Linked DNA regions of Homo sapiens: region 2 is linked to region 1. The links are chromatin contacts, found by Hi-C or POLR2A ChIA-PET in ENCODE. All regions are on one chromosome and are shown on one strand. The core of a region is the stretch at or near the end of the contact, and the rest is flanking DNA. Distances in the headings are between cores, read along the strand shown.

Evidence for each region. Hi-C counts contacts between places; a loop is a spot of excess contacts on that map. ChIA-PET counts read pairs that join two places held with the same protein, here RNA polymerase II (POLR2A). Pooled maps may share reads with other maps.
Region 2: a pooled map shows a loop between it and region 1 (7-fold over the local background). The contact joins two enhancer-like sites. A Hi-C loop is called at or near these places in 7 of 50 pooled maps. POLR2A ChIA-PET finds 5 or more read pairs at or near these places in 2 of 52 experiments (SK-N-SH and activated T-cell).

What each region holds. Positions count from the first base shown.
Region 1 is chr17:77,396,162-77,402,450 of GRCh38, forward strand. SEPTIN9 (septin 9) reads left to right here. Exons shown (of 12, transcript NM_001113491.2): 3 at 5,898-6,289. It overlaps MIR4316 (microRNA 4316), which reads right to left and starts at 893; the gene lies at 823-893. RefSeq lists an enhancer at 1,766-2,484. Within about 2 kb of position 4,595, at least 13 of the 41 ENCODE cell types and tissues checked have a DNase peak (open chromatin) inside an H3K27ac peak, as active enhancers do.
Region 2 is chr17:77,607,768-77,614,203 of GRCh38, forward strand. No RefSeq gene overlaps it. Among named protein-coding and RNA genes, the nearest start is that of LINC01987, 120 kb to the right of the region's middle. Within about 2 kb of position 2,609, at least 9 of the 41 ENCODE cell types and tissues checked have a DNase peak (open chromatin) inside an H3K27ac peak, as active enhancers do.

The sequences.
Region 1 (6,289 bases), core at 3,345-5,844:
TACCTTCCAGTGACAGCATGGGGATCCTCCCAACATGACCTGGCTCCGCATCTTTCTGACACTGTGCACGGTCCACAGTTGTGATGCTCAGCTGGGAGCCTCTTCTGTGTCCTTCAGTTGCATTAACTCCTTGCAGACAGAGGAGGAAGCTGTCCGGTGCTCCTCCCTGCTGCGTGGGTCCTTTGAATCTGCCCAGTTGGGCCTGTGGATCTGTGCAGTCACGTACGGGGTTCTAAAATCTGCAAAATGACAAGCTCACGAACACTCTCGCTTCTGTGGGTGAATGTGGATACCCCTTGGCTGCGTCTCCCTCCACAGGGAAGATGGAGACGTGTAAAGTGACAAGGACCTGCTACCCCTGGGCAGGTTATGCCGGTTCCACTGTGAGGATGGTGGCAGGGGGCTTCCCAGGAGGCCTGCACATTGGGAAGAGAGGGGCGACCGTGTGTGACTGCAGGACCCAGGGCGCAGTCTTAGGACTCTGATGGGGGAGGAGATGCTGGGGAGCCCTGTTCTGCCAGCCTGGTGACAGACATCTCCTAATGTTTCCCGGCTGGGTACAACTCACAATGTCCTCCGTGGGGAGGCAATTGCCCATGAGGCATCCCTGGCAGGGATGATCTTGTTTCATTGCCACATATCCCAGCAATGAAACAAGAATCTAGAGTGATGTGATTCCTCCGATGACTTCTCCAACCATCTGGGGTTTTTGTGCGACTCCAAGAAGGGGGAAGGAGGCAGCTCTCGCTCCTCTGGGCTCCTGATGTGGCAGCTCTGGAATGGCCACGTGTCCGTTGGCCCACAGTGGGCCATTTGTCGAATGTGGTTGTGGTGGGATTGGGGCTGGGCTGGAGAGTGGGTGACCACACCAGCTAGCCTCACCCTGGGCCACTGTGCAGCCAGGGGTTTCATCTTCCCAGGGGTCTCGTTGTGAGTGTCCTGGGGCTGCTGGAACAAATTACTGGAAACCAAGTGGCCCAACAAAGATTGATTCGCTCATGGTTCTGGAGGCCACAAGTTTGACATCAAGGTATTGGCAGGACCACACTCCCTCCGACAGCTCGAGGGGAGGACCCTTCCTTGCCTCCTCCAGCTTGCGTTGGCCCAGGCGCTCCTTGGCTCTGGCAGCATCTGCAGTCTCTGCTCTCATCACGTAGCCCTCCCCACCGTGTCTCTTTGTGTCCCAAGTCCCCTTCTGCCTTTCTCCTATAAGGACACCGAGCACTGGATTTAGAGCCCATCCCAAATCCAGGATAGTCTCATCCCGGGATCCCTAATCACATCTGCAAAGACCCTTTTTCCAAATAAGGTCACATTCGTGGGTTCTTGGGGTTAGGTATTAGACATGTCTTTTTGGGGGTCACTAGTCAACCCTCTACAGAACCTCAGACGAAAGTGAATCTTCACAGGCTGAAATGGGGGTGAAGGTCTAGTGCGTCCCTCCTCCTTGGGAGCTCCCTCAGGGCTTGTGCCTATCCTGTGATCCTGTGATCCAGCCTTTTTTTTGAGATGAAGTCTTGCTTTGTCGCCCAGGCTGGAGTACTGTGGCACGATCTGGGCTCACTGCAACCTCTGCCTCCCGAATTTAAGTGATTCTTCTGCCTCAGCCTTCCAAGTAGCTGGGATTACAGGCGCCCACCCCCATGCCTAGCTAATTTTTTGTGTTTTTAGTAGAGACAGGGTTTTACCATGTTGGCCAGGCTGGTTTCGAACTCCTGACCTCAGGTGATCCGCCTGCCTTGGGCCTGCCTTGGCCTCCCAAAGTGCTGGGATTACAGGCATGAGCCACCACGCCTGGCATTTAGTAGGTTTTGGTTGTTTTTTTTTTTTGAGACAGAGTCTCACTCTGTCATCCAGGCTGGAGTGTAGTGGTGTGATCATGGCTCACTGCAGCCTTGATCTCCTGGCCTCAAGTGATCCTCTCACCTCAGCCTCTCGAGTAGCTGGGATTACAGGCATATGCCACCACCCCTGGCCAATTTTTGTATTGTTTAGTGGAGTCGGGGCTTTGCCATGTTGCCCAGGTTTGTCTTGAACTCCTGGGCTCAAGCGATCTGTCCACCTTGGCTTCCCAAAGTGTTGGGGTTACAGGCGTGAGCCACCACGCCTGGCTTAGTAGGTTTTCTAGAAGCGCCTGAGGCCTGGTGAAGGCATGGTGTCATGGAGTAGAGAACATTCAACTCTGTTCCCGGGGAGCCGGAACACACCCCTCGTAGCCAATCTCAACAGTCATGACGTGGCCAGGATGACATGGGGAGGGGGTGGTGTGGACTGTGTGGGAGGCCAGCTCCCCGGGAAGGGGGCTGGAGTGGGCTTGGCTTTGAGGAGGATTCCCAAGAGGAGGAGGAGGCGGTGGCATGCTCGTTTGGGGGGATGGCGTGAGCCAGGGTGGGCACCTCTTCATTTAGGTGTCACCTTCTTGACATTCCAGCCGGGACATGGTTTCCTTGGGGAAGATGGACACCCCCAGAGTGGGGCATCTCCTGGGGAAGATGGACACCTCCGGAATGGGGCGCCTCCTGTTCTCACTGTTCTTCTAGCACACAGTTGTATTCTCTTGCAGTTCTGGAGGCTGTGAGATCTCCTGGCTGTTATCTAGAACAAACTCGCCTTTGAGCAGCGCCGTCCTGATGGTGGGGTGGCCCCTGCGGGTGGAACAGCCCCTGCTGTCTCAGAGCTTACTGAGAGCTAGTGGGCATGGGAGTGGTGCTGGACCGAAACACCCAGAGGGATCATAGAGCCAGGCAGTAAGCACAGAGGCCAGCTAGTGGGGAGGGAGGGACCCATCCATGAAAAGACACCAAGCATTGAAAGAGAGGAGAGGATGGTTGGGGACCGGCACACATGTGCATTTTGCGCAGATGGCCAAGGTGGTGAGGCGCCAGCCACGCAGACAACTGGAGGAAGGAGGAGTGCCCTAGGGGAGGGGCCAGCTCCGGTTCTAGAATGATCCGCTTGTGCACGTGGGCCTGGCTGGAATAAATCATTGCATCCGCACCGTAGACTCAATCGTAAGCTCACACCAGGGCAGCCTCTGCTTTGGTGCAGTGTCTTCGATCATGAGTTGGCCATGGTGGGGGTGACTCCAAGGGGACTCCCAAGGAGGGGGTTCACCGGATCTCCCAGGGAAGGTCATTTGTTTTCTTGGGTTGGACCTGGGACAAGGCCTTCTCCTGTCTAGTTTCTGTTCTCCAACTTGACCGCACGGAAGGATGCTGAGGACACCTGGAAGCCGGCCCCTGCTCTACAGCACCCATAGGACAGAGGCACACCATGTGGGGACAGTTTGGACAGTGCTCAGGAGGCAGGGAGCAGATCAGAGGACCGCGGGAGGCCCTGGGAACCGCACGAGGACCCAGGCATTGAGCTCTGCACTTTCTGGCATCAGCCCGATGTACAGTCTGGCTCTGTGTCTACCCCGTACTTCACTTTCCCCATCTGTACGGGGGCGGTAATAATATTCTTTACAGCCCAGGTTTAAGCGGGTGTAGATGTGATGAGCTTGGTAAGCCCATCTCATTACATTCAGTTCTGGGCATTGAACCCTGGACTTTCTGGCTGGTAGAAGTGGACATTCAACCTTTCCTTGGGGCCCTGGGGCTTCTGCAGAATCAGAACACAGCCAGCAGTTTGCATGCAGGGTGCAGAGGGACAGAGGGACACCATGTCGGGAGCCCACACCTGGCACACCCCTGACTCTGGGGCTCAGTGTCCTGCTGCCCTGCGGCCACGTGATCAGCTAGAGGTCATGGCTGGACCCATAGGCGAATACAGCCTGTGGATTTGATTTTGTTTGGCCCTGCGGTGTTTTATTTTATTTTTAGTTTTAGTTTGTGGAGACAGAGTCTCGCTCTGTCAGTCAGGCTGAGTGCAGTGACACGATCTCAGCTCTGCAACCTCTGCCTCCCGGGTTCAAGCGATTCTCCTGCCTCAGCCTCCTGAGTAGCTGGGACTATAGGCGAGTGTCACCATGCCCAGCTAATTTTTTATTTTTAGTAAAGATGGGGTTTCACCACATCAGCCAGGCTGCTCAGTGTTTTAAAAAGGGCTTGTTTTGCTTTGTGCCAGCATTTAAAGATCAGGAGATATCATATAAAGATCCAGATTTCTACTCTCTTGAGAAGTGAACAGCTCTGGCCACGCCGGGCCCATATCCTCTAGGGCAGTGACGGAGCTGAGACAGGGCCTGTGACAACTGAGAGTTCTCTGGAGTCCACACGGCTCCTTGCCCAGCTTCTGGTGGAGGTTGAGCTTAGTGACCCAGGATTTCGTCTGTGTCCACCAAGAAGGAGAGGTGCCTGTGGCTTAGAGAGGGCGCCCACAGGAGTGCCTTGCCCAGGAAGCTGGCAGCTGAGGCGGCCAGGGTTAGGGGGTTGGGCTTCCTCTTCCCCTCCCCAGTGCCTGAGTGCATTTGGAGGAAGAGAGACGGGTGAGGGGAAGGCACTGAAATTGGTCCTGGAGCGCTATTATTGGGGGCTGGGGACCAGCTGTCATCCCTTTTCCTGTGGGCAGGGGAGGCAGTGGTGGGATCCCATGAGACCCGGACTCTGTGGCCTGGTGAGGCAGGGAGCGGCTGGGGAGACACTGTGGGTCTCCACAGGGGTGCGCTGTGGGTCTGGCCTGGGGAAGGAGCTGGTGAATGTGCCTGCCATGTGGGTCCCTCCCTGCTCTGGCCCTGATAACCAGGAGCGGCTGGCTCTCATTTGGAGTGCGGTTGTGGGGACTGTGGAGGTGGCAGCTTCCCAGGTACCATCCCCACTGCCTCCGAGGGAGCAGACCCTGGTGGAGAGGCAGGATGGCTGCAGGGCGGGAGCTGGTGGTTGGCATCACTGCACGGGCTTGTAGTAGTGGATGGGAAGATGCAGGAGAGGCTGATGACTGAGAAAGTTGGTTCCTGTGGACTAAGCTGGGGGAGCCGGACAACCAAGTGGTTAGAACCTTGGGCTCTGGTATCAGCCTGATGTACAGTCTGGCTCTGTGTCTACCCCGTGCCCCACTTTCCCCATCTGTACTGGGGGTACTGGTATTCTTTACATCCCAGGGTTAAGCGGCTGCAGATGTGATGAGCTCGGTAGGCCCGGCGCCTCGCCGGCACTGAAAGCTCCAGTGTCCGCCCTTAGTGTCATTGATGGGGTTTTGTTCCTGCTGCGGTTCTGATTGGTTACAGTTGCGGTCACTTATTATTGGAGGCATGTCCCCCGCTGTGGCTGATGGTAGAGGTGTGTTTGCTGGTGGTGTCCCAGTGTGTGCCTTGGCTGGAGGTGAGGAGGGATAAAAACAGCCGCGACAAGAAGGAAATCAAGGCCGGGCACGGTGGCGCACGCCTGTAATCCCAGCACTTTGGGAGGCCGAGGCGGGTGGATCGCTTGAGGTCAGGAGTCCGAGACCAGACTGACCAACATGGTGAAACCCCATCTCTACTAAAAATACAAAAATTAGCCAGGCATGGTGGCCCGTGCCTATAATCCCAGCTACTGGGGAGGCTGAGGTAGGAGAATCGCTTGAACCCGGGAGGTGCCGCTGCACTCCAGCCAGGGCAACAGAGCAAGACTCCATCTCAAAAAAAAAAAGAAGGAAATAAAAGTCTTCTCTGGAACTAGAACGTTCCTATGTAGACGTAGCTGGAGGGGGAGGCTGTGTGGTTTGCGCCGTGGCCATGGCAAGACACGACGGGCAGCATCTTCCCACTCCAGCCTGCATCTCTGCCCCAGAACTCATGATGGTTCTCCTAGGATGGGGCTGTCCCTTCCGCTTGCTGAGACATGAAGGACGGGAAGAGACCCCCGGCCCTCACCGCCGCATCGCCTGCCTTCCTCTGCTGCTCCTTAGCAGGAAACATGCCGGAGTGTTCCCTAGCCATCCATTCACCAATTGCATCCCCTCTCTTTATTTTTCAGCCTTGAAAAGATCTTTTGAGGTCGAGGAGGTCGAGACACCCAACTCCACCCCACCCCGGAGGGTCCAGACTCCCCTACTCCGAGCCACTGTGGCCAGCTCCACCCAGAAATTCCAGGACCTGGGCGTGAAGAACTCAGAACCCTCGGCCCGCCATGTGGACTCCCTAAGCCAACGCTCCCCCAAGGCGTCCCTGCGGAGGGTGGAGCTCTCGGGCCCCAAGGCGGCCGAGCCGGTGTCCCGGCGCACTGAGCTGTCCATTGACATCTCGTCCAAGCAGGTGGAGAACGCCGGGGCCATCGGCCCGTCCCGGTTCGGGCTCAAGAGGGCCGAGGTGTTGGGCCACAAGACGCCAGAACCGGCCCCTCGGAGGACGGAGATCACCATCGTCAAA
Region 2 (6,436 bases), core at 1,359-3,858, 210 kb after region 1:
TAGGAGGTGAAAGGTGATGGTGGCTGCTCCAGAGTGTTGGAGATGGCAGAGGTGGGAGCGGCTGGACACTGGGCACTTTCCAAGGTGGAGTTGGCAGCATGTGCTGGCGGGTGGATGGGGGGTGCAAGAGTCTTGGAGGAGTCAAGGGCAAGTCCAGGCAGTTGGAGGGCGGGAGCTGCTGTCAACTGAGATGGGAAGATTCGGGATGTGGAGTAGTGGGAAGCTGAGTTTGGGTATATCAGGCTCATTCAACGTCTGTCTGAGTGAAGGGGCTGAGGACACAGTGGGATGTGTAAGTCTGGAATTCGGAGGAGAGACCATGCTGGAGATAGCCAATATAGGACTTGTGGGCATCTATGTGGTATTCAAAGCCACAAGACTCAATGAAGTCCCAGGGAGAGTGAAGGTGGATACAGAAAAAAGTCGTCCAAGCCTCGGGTGGCTCGTGGGGTCAGAGTGTGAGGAGACTAGGGCTCCAGCGAAGGAGACCGAGAAGGAGCAGCCAGGCGGGCAGGAGGAGATCCAGGCAAAGTGGGGTCCTGTGGGCTAAGGGAAGAGAATTCTCAAGGGAAAGGGAAGATGGGCAGCTGTATCCACACCGCAGAAGGACCAAGTCATATGACTACCGAGAACCAACCACTGGACATACCACGTGGAGGCCACTGGTGATCTTTTCTTTTAACTATCAAATACACATAACATAAAACTTACCATAGTAACCATTTTTAAACGCACATTTCCATGGCCGTAAGCACCTTCCTAATGCCGTGAGATCATCAGCACTGTTGTGTTCCAGAACATTTTCCTTCCTCCAAAGGGGGCTCCACACCTGTCAGCAGTCACTCCCCGTCTCCCCGCCTTCAGCCCCCGGCAACCCCTCATCTGCCTTCTGCCTCTAGGGGTTTGCCTAATCTGAGTGTTTCATATCCGTGGAATCACACAATGTAGTGTTTTGTGCCTGGCTCCTTTCACCCAGCGTCGTGTCTTCCAGGTTCATGCACGTTGTAGCACATGTTGGTACTTCACTTCTTTTTGTTCTACATTTGAATTTAATTGTTAAAAAAAATTGACAAAATTTTATAGATATATATTTATGCTGTACAATGTGGTTTTGAAATATGTATGCATAGTGCAGTGACTACATTGAACAAATTAACACATGAATTACCTCATAAACTATCATTTTTCTGTGGTAAGAACACTTACAATCTACTCTTTTGGCGATTTTGTTTCTTTTTAAGGCGAATGGCATTCCACTGTATGGATAGACCACACTGCATTCACCCATCCATCTGTTGACGGCCGTTGGGCTGTTTCTAGCTTTGTGCTGCTGTGAGTAATGATGCTATGAACATGTGTGGCCGTGTCTCCTTTCGAGTCTCTGTTTTCAGTTCTTTGGGGGTGATCCCTAGGCATGGCATTTCTGGTGACCTGCACAACGGGAGCTTCCATGGGGTGATGGGGTCCATGCCCAGGCTGGATGCTGGGAGAGAATGAGAGGAGAGGAATGGAGATGGCAAGGGTGCACAGCTCTTTTGAGAAGTTTTGCTGCCAAGGAAAGGGGAGATGTGGAGTGATTGCTCGAGGGAAAAACAGGGCAAAAGGGTTTAGTTTGGTTTTTGGGGACAGGAGAAGTGGCATGTGCTGTCATGCTGGTGAGAATTGTCCCACAGTGAGGGAATCACCCATGGCAGATGGAATGGGAGGGAGGGAGATCAGACAGTGACCCCACGGGTGGAACGGGAGGGAGAGAGATCAGATATTGGCCCCACGGGTGGAACGGGAGGGAGGGAGATCAGACACTGGCCCCACGGGTGGAACGGGAGCGAGGGAGATCAGACAGTGACCCCACGGGTGGAACGGGAGGGAGAGAGATCAGACACTGGCCCCACGGGTGGAACGGGAGGGAGGGAGATCAGACATTGGCCCCACGAGTGGAACGGGAGGTAGGGAGATCAGACATTGGCCCCACGGGGAGGTGGATGCTGGGGTGGGAGCTCCTCAGGGGCCCCTCTGCTGTCTTTGAACGGGTTCCCTCCCAGGGTTCAGACAACACCCCTGACCTTCTCCTGATCTGTTACGGACTGCAAGAGGATTAAGGACTGTGGGCAGGTCAGATATTGAGAAGGAGAGAGTTCCTGGTGGATTTAATTCTGTGAAAAACATGGCAGCAGGCCTGCAGTCAGACCGTGGGTCCTGTTCTTCTCCACTGTGAAGCTGGAACCTCCATAGGAGCAAAAGAAGTTGGAAGGGGGTGAGGAAGGAAGAGGGGCCATGTTGTGAAGAGTAAAAATAAAACAATAAGGCTGTCATCACTGGGGGGCTGTCAGCGCTCAGGCCACACCCCCTCAGCAAGTGACAAGGACAAACAGTTGCACGGTGCTTAACAAGTTTAAAAAATATATAATATTTTCACTCTGATAAAAGAAAAACTTCAGCCGAATTAAATTGAAAGGAGTTGAACTGAGCAATGAACAATTCGTGAATCAGGCAGCCTCCCGAGCCAGAGTGGGCTCAGAGACTCCAGGGCAGCCACGTGGTGGAGTAAGATTTATGGACAGAAAGAGGAAATCGACTACAGAAAGCGAAAGTGAGGTACAGAAACAGCTGGATTGGTTACAGGTTGGTGTTTGCCTTATTTGAACACCGTTCAGTCGGCCCCCTTTGATTGGCCAAAACTCAGTGACTGGCACAAGTGCAGGCTACAGTCTGTTGATGCCTCCGCTTGTTACATCGATAGTTCACGATGTACAGAAAAACCTTTAGGCCGAACTTAAAATATGTAAGGAGGCAGCTTTAGGCTAAACTTGATTTAACAACATGCATTTAGCTTTCTGAACTCAATGTTATTTCAACTGCTCTTCCCCAAGCTTCCAGATGGGACCGGAGTTTCGGGGATGTGGTTTGCCCAAGGATGCACACCAGAGGGTGGCTGAGCCTGGCGGGTCCCCGATCTGTGCCCCAGAGTGAGTGGCACCAGAGAGAGGATGCAGCCCTCAATGTTTCTGCACTTTGAGCTGATTGCTTTCCCATTTGACCCTAGAAGTTGGATATAAACATTGTCTTGTGTTTGATTTCCTTTGTTTGGGGAGGTCATAAAAAGGCCCCAACAGGATTCTATTAAAGCTTTTTCTTCCAAGTGAGTATCTAAGGCCAAGTTATAAAGCGTTGCAGGGGAAAAGCGAATATTTGCCTTGAAACCTCTTCCCTTGCCTTATAGAAAACCAGAAGAGAAAGAGCACTGAGCAGAGGAGAAGCATATTGCTTCCTTCCCTTGTCCACGTCCTCTGGGCCCCCAGTCCACGTGACTGTGGGGCCTGGGCGCCTGCCCCATCCTCCCTCCACCGAGAAGGGAGCTTCCAGTGTGTTAAGGGGGGCAGCACCGCAGTTCTGTTGTTTTCTTTCCACAGGCTTGGGGTTCACAAACTCAGAAGGGATTTGTCCCTGAGCATTTTTCTCCCTTGGTTTTTTAAGCCATTTGGGTTTCAAGGAAATTGAATCCATGTGTGTTTGGATTAATTGCTTAACTCCTAAAAACGTTGTTTTGTAACAGCAATTTGACATCCAAAAAGCTTGTTAAGTTACTTTCCATCCTTTTTCTGTGGTCCCAATCGGGGGAAATGGGAGATCCCTCCTGCACCAGCCCCATGCTTACAGCTGGAAAGGGCTAATGAGGAATTAGCGTGATGTTCAGTTTATCCCCAAATAAGGCGGGCTTGCAAACCCCACTCTGAAATCCAGGAAGCCTCCTGGGTCCTGCTGGGTTTCTGGGCTTTAGAGAATGTGGACACCTTCTGTGGTCTCGTGTTCAATTTGAGATTTCCTTTTCCCTGGGTCTCGTTTCCAGAGCTTGACTGATCCTCTGGTGGTTCAAATCGCAGTGGAGGAGATGTCAGGCCCCCGAAGGGATGCATGTCTCAGCAGTCAGGGCTCTTGAGGTCTAGGAGGTGCTGCTGAGGGAGGGAAGGTTCGTGTGCTCTGCTCTAGAAATTGTTCTGATGTTCAGGCGTGGTGACTGATGGGATGGCCCCGTATCATGAGTCAAAGAGGAAGAGTGCACCTTCTTGAATGGCCAGGTCCATCAGGAGGCTCCGGGGTTAATGTCATCCGGAAGAGAGGAGTGCTCTTAGGCTGGGCATTTACCCCTAGACCTCAGTTTTCCCATCTGTTAAACAGGAATAACCCCTGACCTCAGAGTTGTTCCACGAGCCGTTTCCTGGTGCCCCCGGACTTCATGTGAGCAGGCATCTGCATTGGCCCCAGTGGACGCTGAGGGTTTCCTCAAGTGGACCCTTTCCTCCTGGGGCCTTCCATTACCTTCCTTCTGCCTGATCTCATTCATCTACTCCCCACCTGGCCTCTGATACCTTCCCTGATGACTTCAGTCAGGCAGGCGGTCTTCTGCTTCCCTAGCGACCATCACAGACCACAGAGATTAGCAAGCACGTCAGTGTTTCCAGAAGGAGGGCGGTCACCCATTCTCCATATTCCTACCCCCTGCAGCACTCGGCAGAGGGCCAGGCACAGCAGCAGCTGTTCACTAAGTTCCCCTTGATTGATAAACTGCTCGGGGGTGTAGATGGGTGTGGCTGTGGGTGTGGTGGTGATGTTGGTGTTCCCACAGGTTCTGCTTTCAGACCCTAAGAATCCAAATGAACCCGCCTAATGACTTGGCGGAAGTTGGCTAGCTCCAAGGTCCAACATTATTTCATCTTCGTCTCAGCAACTTGACCAGGACTTCACTTCTAGCGGTGTAGGACCGATTGCCTGTAGAGGCTCACATATGTGACTTCATTGGCTGACAGGCACAAAGCAAGGTGTCTATACCCACAAAGCAAAGTGTCTATACCCCACTTCTGTGCTCCTTTATGGCATAAACGGCATGATCAAACGGTTATCCACCATAATATCTGCAGTGCAGCTCTGACACTAACCACCTGGAGTTGGTGCAGATGACGGATTGGGGGCTCTGTGCCCTACAGGAAGGCCCTCACTTTAGATGTTGGCTGCAAGTTCTGGCCCCCCCGGATACATGCACCTCTGACCAACTAGCTACAAATTCAGGAGTTTCCCTGACCTCCTGGCATTCAGCAATTCACAATGATGAACCACACAACTCAGGAAAGTGCTGTACTTAGGATTGCGGTGTCATTAGCAAGGATATAAATCAGAACCAGCTACTGGGAGAGGCACAGAGGGGGAGGTCTGGGAGGGTCCCAAATTCAGAGCTTCCATGTCCTCAAGACTATGCAAAGCCTCCCGGGGGACTGATGTGTGATTACGAACCAGGGACAGTCATCTGAGCTTCTGATGCTCAGAGGTTTTACTGGGGTTTCATGATGTAGGAGTGACTGATAGGACTTGATCTCCAGTCCCTTTCTTCTCCAGGAGGTGATGGAGAAGGGCCTCAGCCTGCTGTTCACATGGTCAGTCTTTCTGGCATGGGCTGTCCTAACCCTGAGTCCCCTCATTAGCAAAGACTTTGAGGGCTCACTGTGAATAACAAAGACTTGCCAAGGATTTGGGGGTGACTTCCCAGGAACAAAGGCCAGTCCAATTCTGTGTTATACAACAATTTGCTGGTGCTATCCAATGACGTGCTCTCACCAGCCCTTGCCATGGGATGCCGACTCTATGACTCTTACAAAGGATTCTCCCTGACCCAGCTGACGGAAGCTGCGTCCCAAGTGCTTTGCAGAGACAGCAGAAACCGTCCAGAGAGGCCCTTTCAATGGCCAAGTGAGTGCTTTGTTCTGAAGGAAGTTACAGCCCAAGTTCGCACGACTATCATGAAATCTTCAAAACATTTCATTTTTTAAGTCATGAGATTCCCCTGAGCCCTCCCTGTCCAAGTTGTGTGATGCTCACTTTCAGAAGGAAAGGAGCCAGGACAGAAACTCGAAACTCATTCCCCTTACACGAATGAGTCTTGTTTCGAGGGGGACTCCTCTCCATGGTGGGATTTTCAGCTCAGCTCAGCGTCCCTCACGCACCAGGCAATGCAGGTTCAGTAGGGATGCAGGCTTGAGCCCCACGGTGGAAGGCTTGCAGCCTCAGGTGCAGAGGGGTGAGGCTGGATCACGGATACTGAGCAAGAATTTCAGTTTGGGCTGGGAAGAGGTATATGCCCGGAGGGCACTGGGAACACAGAGCAGGTGCCCCTGGCTCAGACCAGGAGGGTTAGGGTCATCTTGGTGTCTTTAAGGGATCAGTGGGGGTGGCTAGATGATTGTGGGTAAGAAGACAGCATGAATAAGGCAGAGAGGAGCCAAACAGCAACCCCAGGCTGTTTGAAAATGTGGAAGTTTTGAGTGGGGCTTGAGGGCTTTATCAGAAGAAAGCTGGCCAGGCGCGGTGGCTCACACCTGTAATCCCAGCACTTTGGGAGACTGAGATGGGAGAACCACTTGAGTTCAGGAGTTTGAGACCAGCCTGG